Linked DNA regions of Homo sapiens: region 2 is linked to region 1. A link is an interaction called in ENCODE POLR2A ChIA-PET data of the cell type or tissue named here. Cell type or tissue: OCI-LY7. All regions are shown on one strand. Links, peaks and the distances in the headings refer to the core of each region. The heading gives the core; the rest is flanking DNA.

Region 1 (9,808 bases), core at 727-8,726:
ATAATCAGCAACAAGGGGTAACAGTGCAACAGCTTACAATTTGGTGGGGTGTGGCCACGGACTAGTTGGAGTTTTTGTCTTAGTCCCCGTAACCTATTTGAAGCAGGCGGCCTGGCTGTCCACCCTTTGTACTTAGTGGTCCACCAAACATCTGCCCAGTCACTACAGGGACGTTTTGAAGTTCCATACTTATACTTGGTTGACTCTTTGCAGTATGGACATAGATACTTATCACCATGGGATACCTTCCTTTGAGCTTGCTCATCTCCGCACGGGATGACTGAACAGACGTCAAACAGAAGGGTTAAAGGTTGGCTAGCCTGAGTTACCATTGATGACAAGATGACCTTCTGTTGAAAAGAAAATAAGTAAGTGATTAGTAATCTCTTTTTAGAGTTAGTTTGGTGGGGGTGAGCCCAGGAGTGACAGTGCATGATTCTGAAGGTGGCAGCGTCTTTTTGACTTGGGTGTGATAAGTCCATCCTCTTTCCGCTGTCCGGACTGTAGTCTCAGTAATTAGGAGCACTAGGTAGGGTCCTTCCCAAGCTGGTTCGAGTTTCCCTTCCTTCCACCCTTTGATGAGGACATAGTCTCCAGGCTGATGTTGATGTGCTGGAAACTCCAGGGGTGGCGCCTGTGCTAGGAGACCTTTAGTCTTAAGGCAGGAGAAGATAGAGGATAGACAAAGTGTATAGATTTTGAGGAAATGATCTTTAGTTTCAAATGTAGGGATGTCAGCAGCAGAGTGTAAGTAGGGCAATCCGTAGAGCATTTCATAAGGGGAAAGGCCAATATCTCTCCAAGGGGCAGTCTGGATTCTTAACAAAGCAATAGGAAGACATTTAGTCCATGGCAATCGGGTTCTAAAACTAACTTAAGTGGTTTTTTAGAGTCTGATTCATCTGCTTTACCCTTCCTGAGGAGGATGGATGCCAGGGGGTATGATATTCCCAATTTATATCTAGTACCTGGGCTAACTTCTTAATGACATGTGCAGTGAAATGGGTTCCATTATCTGAATCAATATTTTCCACTAGTCCAAATCTGGGTACGATGTTTTCAATTAATGCTTAGACTACATTATTGGTGGTTGCACTTGAGAATGGGATAGCCTCTACCCAGTGGGTAAAGTGGTCTATTACTACTACTAAGTATTTTAAGCAACCAGCTGGGGGCATTTCGGTATAATCAATCTGAACACTTTGAAATGGTCTCAGCCCTGGATTCCTTCCTCCAAGGGGCAATTTCCTTAGAATCTGCTTATTAGTCTTTTTTACGTATTAAACAACTATCTATAACTTGTTTGGCCAGGGTGTAAATTCCTATATACCCATAAACCTGGAGAACTGCATCATACATTGCTTGGGGTCCCCATTGGGTCCCCTGATGTAATTGAGACGAGATCTCCCTCGTGAGAGGTATTGACAACATCTCCCTTTGATCTGATAATATCCATTTCCCTTCTGTGTTCTCTTTAGCTCCTATTCTTATTAACTTCTCTTTTTCAATGGAAGCGAAAATGGGGGTTGCAGTAGGAGAAGGAAGGCATGGAGTTAAATGAAAAACAGGCATTTCAGAAGAAACGGCAGCTTGCTTTGCTATCTGATCTGCGAGATTATTTCCCCGACTTGTGAAAGACAAGTCCCTCTGATGCCCTGGGACATGTACAATAGCTATCTCTTCTGGCAATTGGAGATTATAGAGGACACAAGCAATTAGTTCTCTATGAACTAAATCTTGGCCTCTACTATTGGTAAGACTCCTCTCCATCCAAATTTTTCCAAATGTGTGTGCCACCCCAAAGGCATACTTAGAGTCAGTATAGATAGTTCTTTCTTGGTTTTGTAAATGTTCTAAAGCTTGGCTGAGTGCAAACAGTTCACATGTCTGGGCAGACCAATTATTAGGCAGTCTTCCTGATTCTACTTCTTCAAGCGTTTCTCCATCAATCACTGAATACCCATGATGTCTTTTCCCTTCAATTACGCAGGAGGAGCCATCTATGAATAAGTGCCCCCCTCTCTTGAAGGGAGTTTCTCCTAAGTCTGGTCGAACTTTTGTATGGTAATCAATCAGATCTAAACATGCGTGCTCTCTTTTTAAGTTTGGATCCCCTATCAGAAAGGCTTCTGGATTAAGTGAATTTTCAGTAGTTAATATTAAATCATCTTTTTCCAGTAGGATAGCCTCATATTTTAAAATCCTTGAGTCAGTGATCCACCTTCCTGCTTTCTGACTTAAAATAGTTCTAACTTGGTGGGGTGTGCTTACTGTTAACTTTCCTCCAAAGGTTAAATTCCTACTTTCTTCAACTAATACTGCTGTAGCCGTGATGGATTGGATACATTGGGGCCACTCAAAAGTGACTGGGTCTAAGACCTTTAACAAGAAGGCCACGGGCTGTCAATTGCCTCCATGCCCTTAGGTAAGAACTCCTAGAGCTACCTCATTATTTACGTTAACAAAAACTCTAGGGAGTGTAGAGCTAGAATAGGGGCAGTTATGAGCATCTCTTTTAATTCCTCAATTTGCTGGATTTCCTCAGAAGTCCACAAGAGACAATCAGGTTTGCACTGGGCAAGTTTCTCATATAGAAGTTTACTTTTTAATGCAAATGTGTCAATCCATAAACAGCAATATCTAATTAGTCCTAAAAATTTCCTGAGTTCTTGTTTATTTTGAGGCAGGGGTAGAGAAACAATTCCCTCCACTCTTTCAAGGCCTATTCTTCATTTACCAGCACTGATTAGGTGACCTAAGTATTTAACTTCAGGTTCTACATACTGAAGTTTCCCTTTTGAGACCCACAACCCCTCACATTGCAAGTGATTGAGAATATGTGTAGAGAAGTCACTTACTTCCTTTATATCTTTACCAGATATAAGAAGATCATCTACGTACTGAAGCAGGCATATTTGCTTAGGGACTGTGACTTTCTCTAGTACTTGTTCTGGGATCTGACCAAAGAGGGAGGTTGGGGGAGTCTGTGAACCCCTGGGGCAAGACTGTCCATCAATATTGTTGTCTCAGCCCTGAGTGGGGGTCTTCCCACTCAAAAACAAATATATCTCAGCTATCCTTAGCCAAGGGCATGCCAGATTAAATCCGTCAATGTAAACAACTGATGATTGTATAGAATTTTGCTAAGAATGGTGTAAGGGTTAGGAACAATGGGGTGAGTGGTCTGGACTACTTGATTAATAGCTCTAAGGTCTTGCACTAATCAATAGGACCCATCTGATTTCTTGACAGGCATGATTGGGGTATTGTAAGGAGACATACAGGGTTCAAGAAGCCCATCTTTAATGAGACCCTTAATTACAGGCTTTAGCCCTACTCTGCCCTCTAAAGGAATGGGGTACTGCTTTCTCCTTACTATTTCCCCAGGATTTTTTAGTTTGATATGTATTGGAGAGATTTGGAGTTTCCCTCTATTTCCTTCCTTTGACCAGACATCAGGATGAATATATTTCTCATTTACAGCAGTGAGTAAATGTAGTGAAGTGAGGAATCCTTTAGGGCCCACTCGAAGGCCTGTACCTAGCCTTACCATTAAGTCCCTTCCTAATAGATTAGTTCCCACTTCAGGAATTAATAAAAATTGAATATGAGTAAATCAATCTTGATATCTGACTTCTGTGCTTTCTAAAAATTTTTGCCTTAAATCCTTCTCCTTTTACCCCGCTGACTAAAACTTCTTCCGAAGAGCAGGTAAGACCAGGTGGAGGGAAACAAACAGAGGAGTGTGAAGCTCCTGAATCAACTAAAAAGGTGATAAATTCATGTTTAGGTCCTACCTCCAAATTTATCAAGGGCTCCTGGTGGGACTCAAAATAAAAGAGGCAGAGCCCCTGACTCCCCTATTGTTCTTCGGAAGTCATGAGTGTAAAAATTTCTCTCTCTCTCTTTATTTCAGGACATTCCCTCTTGAAGTGGCCTGTTCTTCCACATCTGTAGCCTCTATCTTGTCCTTCTTCCGTCTCAGTCTTAGCATTCTCAGCCCTTGCTCCCCTATACCACTTAGGGGGCTTATTAAATGAGGACCTTGACCCTCCAGATGGAGGCTTCAGTCCTCTAAAGGAGGGTTTAGGCCCCTTATAATCTCTGGCCCCTTGAAAGCCCTGCTTAGAGATATATGGATTTGGAGCCATCTGTTGGAAGGCAGAAAACATGAGTTTTGTCTTTTGTTTTTGTTTTTGTTTTCCTCATCTCTTCTCACATATACTTTTTGAGCCTCCCTGAGCAGTTCACTCAGAGGCTGGTCCTCCCAACTTTCTATCTTTCGTAATTTTCTTGAAATGTTTGGCCAACTTTTAGTAACAAAGTGAGGTTTTAACATTCCTCGTCCAAGGGGGTTTTCCAAATCAAGGCCTGCATATTGTCTCATTTGCTCCCTCAATCTGTTTAAGAATCTAGCAGGTCCCTCATCTTTTTCCTGTTGAATATCAAATGCTTTAGAAAGATTTTGAGTTCGGGGTACTGATTCTCGAATTCCTTTTATTATCATCTTCCTTAGGTCCTTCACGTTTTCCCAGTGATTTGCATTGTTATTGTCCCACTGGGGGTCTCGGGTGGGAAATTTATGGTCTGCAGGAGGAACATTTTGACCAGAAGGGTGCTCACATTCCCAAACCACCATAGCAGCCCTCCGAATCGTACTTCGTTCTTCCCCTGAAAAGAGGACACCCAAAATGGACATCAACTCAGCCCAGTGTATATCTGAGGCCCTAGAAATTGATCAATTTGATCTGCTACTCCATAAGGGTCATCCAATAATGGCTTAAGCTCCTTTTTTAAATTCTGGACTTCTGAACTGGTCAAGGGAGAGTTTACAAAGCCAATAGCCACCCCCTGTCCTTGTGGTACCACCCTTAGAGGAAAGAAAGTTGGATCTGGCTCTTTAGGTGTGGAGGGAAATGGAAAGTTTCGAATATCTTTTTTACATTGCTCTATTTCACATTGAAGCCCCTTTAAAGAGGGATACTTAATAGTTTTGTTGAGGAGGGGGGCAGGCTCACAAGATGGTAATTCTGCAAAGTGAGGATTATAGGCAGGAGGAGCAATATGAGTATATGAGTATAGAAACCACAGGTCGGGGAGGGATCTGCAGCAGCAGCTGGGGGAATGGAACACGGGCAAGTGACACAGGTGAGGGAGTGGCCTGAAACAGCTGGGCAGTAACCCGAAACCGCAGCCAGAGGGACGGAATCGGGAACAACTGGAAGAGTGACACAAGCAGGGGAGGGACCTGAAATGGAAACGGGAGCTGGAGGGGCGGGACTGGGGGGCAACCAGAAGAATGATGCAAACAGGGGAGGGACCTGAAACGGAAATGGGAACCAGAGGGGCGGGATCGGGGCGGCCAGAAGAGTGACGCAAGCAGGGGAGGGACCTGAAACGGGAACCGGAGGGGCGGGATTGGGGGCAGCTGGAAGAGTGACACAAGCAGGGGAGGGACCTGAAACAGGAACTGGAGGAGTGGGATGGGGGCACTGAATGGAGGAAGGTGATCTAGAGGGTCCCACGTGTTAGTGGGTGTGGGTTGTCTAGACATGGGAACTCTTTCCCTGCCAGAGGGGTTGGCTTCTGGCTTTCTCCCTCCGGAGTCTAAAGGGTAAAGGAGGATAGGTCCCTGCCACCAATAGAGGGTGTAATCAATTTCTTCCTGGGAAACAGGGCTCTTATCATTAACATGCTCAATTAAGAGCTGACAAATCCGCTCCTCATTTGACCCAAATTTTGGCCAGAAAAGTGAGGGTTTCAGGATGGGTTCTCGAGCCCAAATAAAACAAAAATATTTTATCATCTGCTGTTTTCGTTTATACTTGGTCCTCTCATTATCTTTCCAATACTTTAGCATAAGCCCCAAGGGGCTATCAGAAGGAATTTCATTGCTCTCTTGACTCTTTAGTTTTCCTGTCTTACATGAAACATTCCCCATCTTAGGGGTTATGGGGGGCTCTAACCTCTCCTGTTAGAGGTGTCTACCCCCCTCTTTCTAGAGGCTCAATGAGGCTTTAAGAGGGGGTTCAACCTGTTGTGTTGGAGGTGTCTTACCTCCCCCTTTCTGGAGGCTTAGCCTCTCCCGTTAAGGGTTTCCTGCATATCCTATAGCTCACCCCTCTGGAGGCTCCTTGTACCCTTCTTTCTCTTTGTCTACTGTGACTCTTCCTGCCCCTAGTCGATAGATGGCAACACGAAACCGCAGAGAAGACTCACTCACTCCACACAACCATAATGCTTAGCCCCATTCACACACTGTCAAACTCCAAATTATCCTGACCACCAAGGAAATACTTTGTCACCTTTGTGAAGTCTCCTACCTTTTTCCATGCACAAGAATTACCTGGTCCTCTTATTGCCACGGTCTTGCAAGCCTCTCCTCCCTGCTTTGCTGAGAACCCAGATTTATTCATCACAATGGGTGGGCCCTGACCCCCCTCACCCTCTGGCCACCATAACAAGACAGTGGGACCCCTGGGTGAGGTGACCAAAGACCCCCTTCCCAAAGGAGAGTATTTGAGCCCCAGAATTTGGGCACCAGAATTGTTGAGAATAATGCCCAAAATCCTAAGGAAATTGAACACTCAAACAAAGGATTCTTAACCAAGCAATTTTACTTTTGCGCAGAGGGGTGCTTCTCCTTGGCCGGTCACCATGAGAGCACACCTGAACAAAGGGGCATGAGAGCCTTTATTCCTAATGCAAGTCCTGACCCTGTACCCTTTCCCCATTGGCCGGGGTCGGGCCCTACAATCTAAACTAGTCCCAATTGGCTAAACATTTGAACCTTTTTTAGATAAGGTGGGCATATAAGGGAGACAGGGGAAAGGAGTAGGGGTGTCTGCAGTGAGCTAGAGAGCTAGTCTTCTTTCCAAATAAGGAAAGGAATGTGAGCTGGTACTGATAACGCCCGGTACTGTGGTGTTTCTGGGTATGTAACAAAGGCAGAAAGGAAGAAAAAAGAAAAAGAAAAAATGGGTGGGGGGTACCATGAATTAAAGAATAAAGGATTGATCAGGCTATTTGAAAAGAAACCTCATCATATTCCCACACCTAAAAAGCTATAGAGGGCTGGTGGTGTCATTTACTAAAATGGAGGAGACAAGAGACTCTTCTGATTTGGAATCTAGAGAATTTAGTGGTTTGGGGTGAGTGGTGAGTTTAGGTTTGTACACATTGAGTTCACAGTGAATGTGCGGCTTTTGCAGAGATATTTGGTGGGCAGTTGAGTTATCAGGACAAGTAGTACAGTTGAAGGAGAGTACAGAGAATGATAAGAGGAACCAGAGTAAGAAGGACTCTTTAGGGATATTACTATGTAAAAAAATACAGAAAGGAAGCTGAGAAAGAGCAGTCTCAAAAGTAGAAGGAAAAATAGTAGGATGGGGTAATGGAAGTTGACAGAGGAAAGAATTCCAAGACAAAAAGACCACAGGGACACAAGTAAGGCAAGCACTGAAAAGTATCCATTGGATTGCACAATTGTGATATAATAAGTAGGTTTGAAATTAATCTTCTTCTCTCTGTCAGAGCCTGGAGGCTCAGACATTTAAAGGTGTTTTTGCCCAATGGCCCCTTCTGAATTTCTTCTGGGCTGCAAAGAAATCCCATCCGCATATCTCATTTATTAATTTCCTGTTCTAAAGAAATTTTAGAATATAAAGCCTTTGCAATTGAATACTTGTATCTTAAATTCTGGAAACTAACCTTCCAAACTGCTTTTTTGATTTTCCTCACTGAGGCTAAAAGTATAATAGAATTTATATTTTGTTCAGAATATACAATGAGATAATACTTGAATAATAGATTGGAGCCCATATTCCCTTAGCAATTCATAATAAGTATCATGTTTCAGGCTTTGAAAGTATTTTTTTTTTTTTTTATTTTTTGAGATGGAGTCTCGTTCTGTCACCCGAGCTGGAGTGCAGTGGCACAATCTTGGCTCACTGCAAACTCTGCCTCCCAGGTTCAAGCGATTCTCCTGCCTCAGCCACCTGAGTAGCTTGGATTACAGGCTTCTGCCAACATGCCCGGCTAAATTTTATATTTGTAGTGGAGACGGGGTTTCACTTTGTTGGCCAGGCTGGTCTCAAACTCCTGACCTCAGGTGATCCTCCCTCCTCAGCTTCCCAAAGTGCTGAGATTACAAGCGTGAGCCACCACACCCGGCCCGAAAGTCTTAAGCGAAGAAACCATATCATCTTTGTTTAACTCAATATTCCCCAGTTATTTAAGCCTATAAATTGTTTTTACAAATAATAATTAACAAGCCCGGATGTAACTGTTCCTTGGCACATCCTTTGAAAAATGTTTCTGTCCTATTGCTGCTATAACACCCCCTGCCAAAAAAAAAAAGGAAAGAAGAAATATGTCTCTGAAGGCATCACTGAAAAAGCAAGAGCAAAGAAGGGACAGAGGTAATCTTTAGGATGGTATCTTCACCTCTAGTGAGTGATATGAAGACATTGTGTTAACGCCAGGAAGGAGTAATGAGTGTCTGAACTCAAACAGTCTGAGTCTTAGTACAAAGGAGGGGACGAAATGGGATTGATTCGGTTGAGAGAAGAAGTGAAGCTGGGAGAGAAAGAAGATTGGAAGATGACAACAAAGGCTTCAGGTTTGGGCAACTATGCATATGACGGGAAGCTTGGAAGAGAAAGTCTTGAAGATGACTAATGTTTCTGAGAAGAAAAAAATAGAAATAATGCATGGCTTTGTGTAAGTTGAGGAGTCATATTATGTGGGTGGAATCGAGAGGAAATGCAGCATTTTTTGGAAAAGGAAACGTTGAGAATAATTTAACCATAACTAGGATTGCTGGGAAACCATTGTCCTGTTTGATGAGTGTATATTTCTTTTTTTTTTTTTTTTTTGAGATGGAGTCTTGCGCTGTCACCCAGGCTGGAGTGCAGTGGTGTGATCTCGGCTCACTGCAAACTCTGCCTCTGGGTTCACGCCATTCTCCTGCCTCAGCCTCTGGACAAGCTGGGACTACAGGTGCCTGCCACCATGCCCAGATAATTTTTTGTATTTTTAGTGGAGACAGGGTTTCACCGTGTTAGCCAGAATGGTTTCAGTCTCCTGACCTTGTGATCAGCCCGCCTCATCCTCCCAAAGTGCTGGGATTATAGGTGTGAGCCACCGCGCCCGGCCTGGTGAGTGTATATTTCTAAGGGTAGATTATGGTTCCAGGATGAGGGCCATTAGGGTGAAATTAACAGAATGTGGCTGTAGAAAGTGAGGCAAATAACAGAAAATTTGAGCCACTCTTCTTCTACTTGGAAACTCCTAGCAGCCATCATTGACATTCACATTATTGAGTAACTACTATATAGACTACACTGGATTAGATGACTCTTCTGAGATGGAAAGGAAATGACTACTTTTTTTTGTTTGTTTGTTTTGTTTTGTTTTGTTTTTTTGAGACAGAGTCTCGCTCTGTCACCAGGCTGGAGCGCAGTGGCACAATCTCAGTTCACTGCAAGCTCCGCCTCCTAGGTTCAAGCAGTTCTCTTGCCTCAGCCTCCCAAGTAGCTGGGACTACAGGTGCATGCCACCACGCCAAGTTAATTTTTTTTTTTTTTTTTTTTGTATTTTAGTACAGACGGGGTTTCACCATGTCGCCCAGGCTGGTCTCAAACTCCTGACCTCATGATCCGCCTGCCTTGGCCTCCCAAAGTGCTAGGATTACAGGTGTGAGCCACCAAGCCCGGCTGGAAATGACCACTTTCTAATGAAGCCCTGAGTGAGCTGGCAGGAAGCTTTGCCATTGGATGCAGAATAAGAGGGGAAGGATTTTAGGACT
Region 2 (9,808 bases), core at 600-8,599, 180 kb after region 1:
GACATTGCTGACATGTTCTTGATCAGATAAATAGGCCAGTCAACCCTTTGTCTTAACCTGTAAAAGTATCCTTTGTGAGCACTCCATAGTACTGGAACAATTCTGTGTACAGTTCATGTCGGTCAAGGTTCGAAAACCTGACTAGTTTGTTATTAGCCAAATTTCAAGTAAAGAGAAATTGGATGGCCCCAGAATACCCACTTGAATTCTGTCTCTCAGAAAATAACACCATGGATTTACTAACATTACCTCTGGCACAGATAGTATCATGCATTGCAACATTTATTGATGGAGTTTTCCCAATTTAATATTTCTCATCATTTCCTCACATGATTAGTACTGCTAGCGGACCTACTAAAATTTTAACACTGACTTATTATTAGAGATGGCTTGCATTTTTCCTACACCATTCCAAAGGAGAACATTAGATGTCTGTATTAAATTCAAGCAAAAGTGTGAGAGAAATAATTTCAGCATGTCTCAGGTGTCTCGCTGGCTCTTAAGGTGAATAAGGTGGTGGTGACTGTTCTGCAGAGAGTTTCTCATAAGCAGGTGGAGCATTGGGAACCTGTGAGAACAAGAAAGGGAGAATATGGGCTTGGCAACAGTGTATGTGTTTCTAGGAAGGGATTAAGTTAAAATAGTTAACATATTTATACTTTCCCTGTGGACTGAAATTTCTAAGTGTTCCCATATAATTTCTGCCCAGTGAAGTAATTGTTAAATTTCACAAGTATATAGGCTGATTGTTGGGGGCAAGAGTAGAGAAAAATAGGGTTAAGGAGTTCCCAAAATCTCAAAAGCTTAGCTATACCTAGATTTTCCATGACAGTAAAAGTCTCAAGCCCTAACTAACGAATCATTGAATGCTATTTATAGACACCATATACATTGCATCTTTACCACAGAGATCGTTGTAATTGTGTCTAAAGGCACATTGATACTACCAAATATAAAACAAGAGGATATTGTATCCAGAACAAATGTGTCAGGGCTTCATTTAATGCTCACAACAATTCTGGGAGTGTTTTTATTATTTTCATGTTACAGAATGGGAAACTGGGGCACAGAGAGGTTAACTCGCTTGCCCATGGTCACACAACTAGTAAGTTGTGGAGCTAAGAATCAAACACAGTAATTTGGCTCCAGAGTCAGTGCTCTCAACCATTATGCTGTGTTGTATATGTACTAGTGCTGTCCAATAGAAATATGGTACAAGCCACTTATGTAATTTTATTTTATTTATTTATTTTTGAGATGGAGTTTTGCTCTTGTCTCCCAGGCTGGAGTGCAGTGGCACTATCTCGGCTCACTGCAACCTCCACCTCCCGGGTTCAAGTGATTCTCCTGCCTCAGCGTCCCAAGTAGCTGGGATTACAGGCATGCACCACCACGCTTGGCTAATTTTTGTATTTTTAGTAAAGATAGGATTTCACCATGTTTGCCAGGCTGGTCTCGAGCTCCTGAGATCAGGTGATCCACCCACCTCGGCCTCCCGAAGTGCTGGGATTACAGGTGTGAGCCACCATGCCCAGCCATATGTAATTTTAAAATTTCTAGTAGCTACATTTAAAAGAAGAAACATGTAAAATTAATCTTAAAATATTTTGTTTAACCTAATATTTTCAGAATATTTATTTCAAGGTGAATCAATATAAAAATCATTAATGAACCATTTATCTTCTTTTCTACATACTAATATTTTTGAAATATGATATGTATTATAATACATCTTATTTCAAACTCCTGTGTTTTAAGTGTTCAATAGCACCATGTGACTAGTGGCTAAGCCATCAGACAGCACAGCTCTATACAATAAATAATAGGTACTTTATCCCTTCCCTCTGTATATATCTGCATCCATTAAAAAGGCAAATATAACTAAAAACATAAAAGAATATTGTATCCAGGACTAAATTCTTCCTTTGAATCTTACATGTAGGGCTCTCATTATTGACCCTGGAAACACTGGGTATGTGACAACACAATTAAGAAAATATCTGTACTTCCCTTGTTTTTTATTATTATTTATTTTTTATTCTCATAAAATACACATAAAAGTTGCCATTTTAACCATTTTTAGGTGTATATAGTTCAGTGGCAATGAGTACATTCACATTGTCCTTGCTTTTTAAATGGAAATAATTGTATTCACTTGAGTTAAAAACAGCCATTCATGAAAATACCCTTATGAAGGATCTTAACCTACCACAGGTTCACAGTTTTTCTCTTGAAGAGACACTTTGCTGTCCCGATGATCAAACCCTTCTTGTGGGCATCTTCTTGTTAAGGCACATTGAGTGCCAACATGAAGACTTTTATCCTGAAATGTAAATTGATAAAGGTGAGTGGGTGAGAAGAAGTAACTGAATCCATTAAAGAAAAGAGAAGGAAGCCAAAGTTTTAAGAATGAGTTTTAATCTAGGTTCTGCCACTTACTTGCTGTGTGCCTTCAGTCTCATCACTTTACCTTCTGAATTCTGAGTTTGCATCTAGGAATATAATACCTACCTACCTCTCAGAATTGCTGTGGGAATTAACTAGAAGTAAAGCTCTAGTGCAGTACCTGGGACCCAATAGTTGGTCAAAGAATATTTCTGAAGGGAAGGATAAGAAGAGTGAATCTACAAAAGGAACACTCTTGTGAAATTATCCATCAATAGTGAAGCAGAAATAAAGACTTTGTCAAGCAAAAATTGAGGGAATTCATTGCCAGTAGACCTGCCTTGCAGGAAACTTTTGAAGTTCTTTAGAGAAAAAGAAAATAACATAGGTCAGAACCTTGTACCTACATAAAGGAAGAACATCCAAGAAGGAATAAGTGAAGGTAAAATAAAAACTTTTTTTTTCTTTTCTTTTCTTTTCTTTTTTTTTTTTTGAGACAGAGTCTCACTCTGTTGCCCAGGCTGGAGTATAATGGCACGATCTCGGCTCACTGCAACCTCTGCGTCCTGGGTTCAAGTGATACTCCTGCCTCAGCCTCCTAAAACTTTGTTTTTCTTTCTTTCTTTTTTTTTTTTTAAGAGACATGATCTTGCTAAGTTGCCTAGGCTGGTCTTAAACTCCTGAGCTCAAGCAATCCTCCTGCCTCAGCCTCTGAGTAGCTGAGACTATAGGCATGCACCACTGCACCCAACATATTTGTCTTATTCTTAGTTGATTTAACAGATAATAGTTTGTTCAAAAATGAATAATAGCAACAATGTATTTAATTAGGTATGCTTATATATACTTGAAATTAATAACAGCAATGATACAAGGGAAAGGAATGTTAACAGAAAGAAAAAAACTGCAAAATATTTTAAAGAGGTTTATTCTGTGCCGATATGAATGACCATGGCCGGGAGAATAGTCTCAAGAGGTCCTGAGAAAGTGTGCCTGAGGTGGTTGGGTTATGATTTGGTTTTATATGTTTCAGGAAGACAGGAATTGTAGGTAAAAATCATAAATCAATACACGGAAGGTATACATTGGGTCAGCCTGAAAAGGCAGGACATGGCAAAGCAGAGACTTACAAGTCACAGGTGGGTTTTAGGTATTCTTTAGTTAGCAGCTGGTTGAAAGAGTTCAGCTCTGTCTTAAGACTTGAAGTCAGTATAAAGGAATGCTTAAGGTAAGGGAGTCTGCAATCTGTCATGTGATGCTATACCAGAGTCAGTTTGGAAAGTATACCACATTATATGGGGTTAATTAAAAAAAAATTTTTTTATGGTTTGAAGGGCATGATTTAACCCTTTCCTTGCATTGTCTTGTTCCTAATTTGATATTGCCACAAAGAGTTCATTCTGTCAGTCCTGTAATCTCTATTTTAAAATTAATGCTGGTCAGTTGTACCTAAAACTCTAAAAGGGAGGGAGTATAATGAGGCATCTCTCACCTCCCTTCCCGTCATGGCCAACACTCAGTTTTTCAGGTTTCCCTGGGGTCCCCTTGGTGAAGAGGGGGTCCATTCAGTTGTTTGGAGGATTTAGGATTTTGTTTTTAGTTTACAGGAGGAAGGAATTAGGATTATTTTAAGATACTCATAATGCCTATGAAATGGTATAGTGTTATTTGAAAGTGGATTTGAATTAGTTGTAAATGTATGTTGCAAACTCTAGGGAAACCACTGAAAAAAAGTAAAAAAGAAGTATAAGGCCGGGCACGGTGGCTCACACCTGTAATCGCAGCACTTTGGGAGGTCAAGGCGTGTGGATCACGAGGTCAGGAGATTGAGACCATCCTGGCTAACACAGTGAAATGACATCTCTACTATAAATACAAAAAATTAGCCAGGCATGGTAGCGGGCACCTGTAGTCCCAGCTACTTGGGAGGCTGAGTCAGGAGAATGGCATGAACCCAGGAGGCAGAGCTTGCAGTGAGCCCAGATCATACCACTGCACTCCAGCCTGGGCAACGGAGTGAGACTCCGTCTCAAAAAAAAAAAAAAAGAAGTGTAACTGGACTGGGCGCGGTGGCTCACGCCTGTAATCCTAGCACTTTGGGAGGCCAAGTGGGTGGATCACTTGAGGTCGAGTTCCAGCCTGGCCAACATGATGAAACCCCGTCTCTACTAAAAATACAAAAATTAGATGAGCATAGTAGTATGCACCTTTAATCTCAGCTACTCAGGAGGCTGAGACAGGAGAATCACTTGAACCTGGGAGGCAGAGGTGGCAGTGAGCTGAGATCGTGCCACTGCACTCCAGCCTGGGCGACAGAGTGAGTGAGATTCTGTCTCAAAAAGAAAAAAGTATAACTGATATGCCAAGAAAGGAGAGAAAATGGAATCATATAAAATGTCCAGTGAAAATCACAAAAGGCAGAAAAAGAGTAAAGACAAAAATAGAAACAAAGAACAGAGGCAACAGGTAGAAAACAGTAACAATATGGTAGATATCAATCCAACTATATCAATAACTACTTTGAATATCAATGGTCTAAATGCACCAATTAAAAGACAGATTGTCAGAGTGGATCAACAAACAAGACCCAACTATGTGTTCTCTACAAGAAACCCTCTTTAAATATAAAGACACATACATGTACATTAAAAGTAAGTGGATAGAGGCCAGGCATGGTGGCTCACACCTGTAATCCCAAGCACTTTGGGAGACCAAGGCAGGCGGATTGCCTGAGCTCAGGAGTTCAAGACCAGCCTGGGCAACATGGTGAAACCCCATCTCTGCTAAAAATACAAAACTTAGCCAGGCTTGGTGGCGCACACCTGTAATACCAGCTACTTGGGAGGCTGAGGCAGGAGAATCACTTGAACCCAGGAAGTGGAGGTTGCAGTGAGCTGAGATCACACCACTGCACTCCAGTCTAGGTGACACAGCGAGACTCTGTCTCAAAAAAAAAAAAGTAAGTGCATAGAAAAAGATATACCATGCTAACACTAATGAAAAGAAAGTAGGAGTTCCTATATTAGTTTCAGAAGGAGATTTCAAGGAAAGTTATCAGGGATAAAGAGGGATATTACATAACGATAAAGGTGTTCATTCTCCAAGAAGACATAAGAACACCTAACATTGCATGTACCTAAGAACACAGCATCAAAATACATGAGATAAAAACTGATAGAACTGCAAGGAAAAATAGTTGCATCCACTATGAAGTTGGAGTTACAGTTGGAGGCTTCAACATCTCTCTATCAGAAATAACACAAAGCCAGCAGGTAAAAAATCAGTAAGGACTAACTCATTGTATGAGGCCAACATTACCCTAATATCAAAAACAAAGATATTACAAGAAAAGAAAATGACAATTCGTTATCTCTCATAAATATAGATGCAAAAAAACTCAACAACATATTAGCAAATCAAACCTAACAATATATAAAAGGAATTATATACTGTGACAGAGTGGAACTCAACAAAATCTTCGATTAACTAGATATAATAGACATCTGTAGGCTACTTCATCCAACGACAACAGAATACACTTTCTTCTCAAGCTCAGAACATTAACCAGGATAAACCACATTCTGGGCCACAAAACACATCTTAACAAATTTAAAAGAATAGAAATTATACCATGTTTGCACTTAGACTATAATAGAATTAAAGCAGAAATCAATACAGAAAGATAACTGAAAAATTCCCAACACTTGGAGATTAAACAACACACTTCTACATAACACATGAGTCAAAGGAGAAATCTCAGGAGAAATTTAAATATATTTTGAATTAAATGAAATTAAAATATGATATCAGAATTTGTGGGATACTGCTTAGCAGTGCAAGCAGTATTTAGAGGGAAATGTATGACATTGAATGTGTATATTAGAGAAGAAGAAAGATCTAAAATCAGTCATCTAAGCTTTCACCTTAGGAAAATAAAGAGAACAGCAAATTAAATCCAAAGTAAGCGGAAAAATAAAAATTAGAGCAGAAATCAATGAAATTGAAAACAAGAAATCAGCAGAGCACAATGGCTCATGCCTATAATGCCAGTACTTTGGGAGGGCAAGGCAGGAGGACTGCTTGAAGCCAGGAGTTTGAGACCAACCAGAGCAACATAGTGAGACTCTGTCTCTACAAATTAAAAAAAAAAAAAAGAAAATTAATCAGACCTGGAGGCACATGCTATAATCCTAGCTACTATGGTAGCTAGCTGTAGTCCTAGCTACTCAGGAGGCTGAGCCAGGAGGATTGGAGTGCTTGAGCCCAGGAGTTCAAGGTAACAGTGAGCTATGATTGTGCCACTGCACTCCAGTCTGGATGACAGAATGAGACCCTGTCTCTAGAAAAAAAAAAGGAAAGAAAGAAAGAAAAAAAAGTCAGTAGAGTAAATCAATGAAACCAAATGCTGATTCTGGGAAAAGATCAATAAAATTGATAAGCCTTTAGCTAGGCTAAGAAATAAAAAGGCACAAACTACTATTATCAGAAATAATAATGGACATGAAAAGGATAAGCAAGGAATACTATGAACTATGCTCACAAATTTGAAAACCTAGGTGAATGTAACAATTCTTTGAAAGACACAATCTGTCAAAATCCACGCAAGAAGAACTAGACCATCTGAAGAGATTTATATCTATTATAAAAATTGAATCAATAATAACTTTCCAAAACAGAAAGCACCAGACCCAGATGAGTTCAGTGGTGAGTTCTACCAAACATTTAAGAAAGATATTATACCAATTCTCTATAACCTCTTTCAGAAGATAGAAGCAAAGGGAATACTTTGTAACTCATTGCTATGAGGCCAGCATTACCCTAATACCAGACAGATATTGCAAAAAGAGAAAACTACAGCTCAATATCACTCATGAATACAGATGCAAAAAATCTCAACAAAATATTAGCAAGTCAAACTAACAATGTATAAAAGGAATTACATACCATGACAAAATAGGATTTATGCCAGGTATGCAAACCTGGTTCAATATTGAGAAATCAGGCCAGGCGTGGTGGCTCACGCCTGTAATCCCAGCACTTTGGGAGGCTGAGGCAGGTGGATTGCTTGTGCTCAGGAGTTTGAGACCAGCCTGGGCAACATGGTGAAACCCCATCTCTACCGAAAATACAAAAAAATTTAGCCAGGCGTGGTGGCTTACACCTGTGGTCCCAGCTACTTGGAAGGCTGGGGTGGGAGGATCACCTGAGCCTGGGAGGTGAAGGTTACAGTAAGCTGAGATTGAGCCACTGCACTCCAGCCTGGGTGACAGAATGAGACCCCATCTCAAAAAAAAAGAAAAAGAGAAATGAATTATTCTGATACATCAATAGACTAAAGAAGAAATTTGCAAGATTGTATCAATAGATGTAGAAAAAGCATTTGACAAAATCAAACACCCATTCATAATTTAAAACTCTCAATAAACGAGGGATAAAGGGAAACTTACTCAAGTTTGCTGAAGAATATCTAGGTACAAAAAATCAACAGTTAACATCATACTTGAAGCTTTTCTGCTAAGATCAGGAACAAGGCAAGGATGTCCTGTCTCACCACTCCTTTTCAGCATCATACTGGAAGTTGCAAATAACTAATGCAATAAACTGGAAAAGGATATAAAAGGTGTACTGATTGGGAAAAAAAAATAAAACTGCCCTTGTCAATTACCATTTTTTTCTTTTTCTTTTTTTTTTAAGCCTCTCACTCACCATAGGTTAAGAGTATGATCCACTCTACCGGTTCACTGCCAGTTCTCTGTATTTACATTAAAACTGGGTGTACATTTTAAAATATAGATTCCTGAATCCCACCACCAGAGATGATCCCAGAATCTGCCTTTTAGCAAGAACCCCAAAGTATTCCAGTGCAGGTGACCACTGACCATGCATTGAAAAACACAGTGCCCTGACACATGAGTGTAAACTGAGCTGAGAGCAAGGGCCATGAAATTCTCCAAGAATCAAAAGTATTTTGTCCTTGAACTTCCAAGTGAAGATGTAAAACTGGTTAATATAAAAACCACTGTTCAGTTTATTACAAATCATTTCCCACTTCCTGTTGCTACAAAAAGCAGCCTTTCCTTTCAAAAGATGTTTTCCAGGGCTCAGGGGAATTGTTAACCAAGGGAGAAATTTTAAGAGATCTAAATTCCAACCAGCCTCTCTGTGGACAAATGGAAGTTGAAAAGTAGACATTTCAAGCTTAATGAAGATTGTTAAAGGTGGAGTAATTCACATGCCCAAAGCTCATATTTAATGTCATTTACATCCCTTTGCTTTAAAATGAAAATAGAATCACTGAAGACAGAAAGGGAGGTAATTATGTAATTAAATGCAATACTTAATGCACTATTTTACATAATTTTGCCTAAACTTATTAGACTGCTGATCTCCAAACTGACTTTTCTAGATATATGAAAATCTCAAAATAAGATTTTAATATTAATTTAAAAAATAAATATGGAAATTAAATAAACCAGGAAATTTAAACACGATTCCCTCTCAATAAAAAGTCTCAGAAACTACAAACCACTGATCTAATCCTAGAGGAATGGAGGCATAGAGTTTGAATTTGAAACTTACCAAGCAAAATGTTCACAGTGTCTGAGCACATGACATTAAGACTCTCTGTTATTTTTCAATTAAATGAATTTAAGATGAGAGCATTGAAGCAGAAAAGAAAAATTACTGCATTTGTGTTCAATAGGATCAAACTAATAATTATAGTTAGGAAATGAGTACCAACATATTGAGTTTGTATAGCTTTACTTCTTGAAAGACTAAACATTTTGTTTTTGATATACAAATATATAATGAAATCAAAATATAGAAGAAAATATGTATTAAATAAAAATGGATATACATTGTGTTACATCACAGATTTCCAACATGTCTGGGTGTAAAATAGAGCTAGTGAATCTTGGAGAAGTTGAATTCTAGTCTCCAAGCAACTCAATGGCAGACAATGGGACCAAGTCCTAATGCAACACAATTGAGTGACTACCATGTGCCAGGCACTGTGCTAGGCACTGGAGATATGAAGATGAGTTAGAAATATTCTCTGTTGTGGTTCATACATAGGGGAAAGCGGAGGGGTCGAAGAGGCAAAAAGTAAATAGCCAATTACAAGGCAATGTCATAACCCCATGCTAGAGTTACAAATGGAGTTCTATGGCAGAGATTAAAGTCCTCCCCTACTAACCTGTTGTGGACAGCCGTATGAGCAGGAATTCTATCCCTAACTTTCTAACCCAAGGCTTTCCTCAAGTATTTCCTCCAATATTGGAGTCTTGTTCAGATTCATCAACTCCTCCTCCTTCCCACTAGATGTCAGCACACTAGAGGGCTATGCTCGGTGGGTGTGTCAGCCCCCAGACTTGACTTGCCTTTGATGGTTTGTATTTGTATTTATGCTCTGGAAAGACAT

Evidence for each region. Peaks named below come from ENCODE experiments on the same cell type or tissue, not always from the same donor. Only the 100,000 strongest peaks of a DNase experiment are listed, where the experiment ranks them.
Region 2: POLR2A ChIA-PET joins it to region 1 with 30 read pairs; 2 of 35 experiments call an interaction of 5 or more read pairs at or near these places.

What each region holds. Positions count from the first base shown.
Region 1 is chr9:6,075,955-6,085,762 of GRCh38, reverse strand. No RefSeq gene overlaps it. Among named protein-coding and RNA genes, the nearest start is that of RANBP6, 65 kb to the right of the region's middle. RefSeq lists an enhancer at 1-903. In OCI-LY7, for the core only: no CTCF peak of the experiment used is centred there; a DNase peak (open chromatin) is centred at 5,392; H3K4me3 peaks cover 1,105 bases.
Region 2 is chr9:5,899,400-5,909,207 of GRCh38, reverse strand. MLANA (melan-A) reads right to left here. Exons shown (of 5, transcript NM_005511.2): 4 at 2,210-2,323; 5 at 1-568. The coding sequence ends at 500. It also overlaps a transcript of BRD10 not described here. Among named protein-coding and RNA genes, the nearest start is that of MLANA, 13 kb to the right of the region's middle. In OCI-LY7, for the core only: no CTCF peak of the experiment used is centred there; no DNase peak of the experiment used is centred there.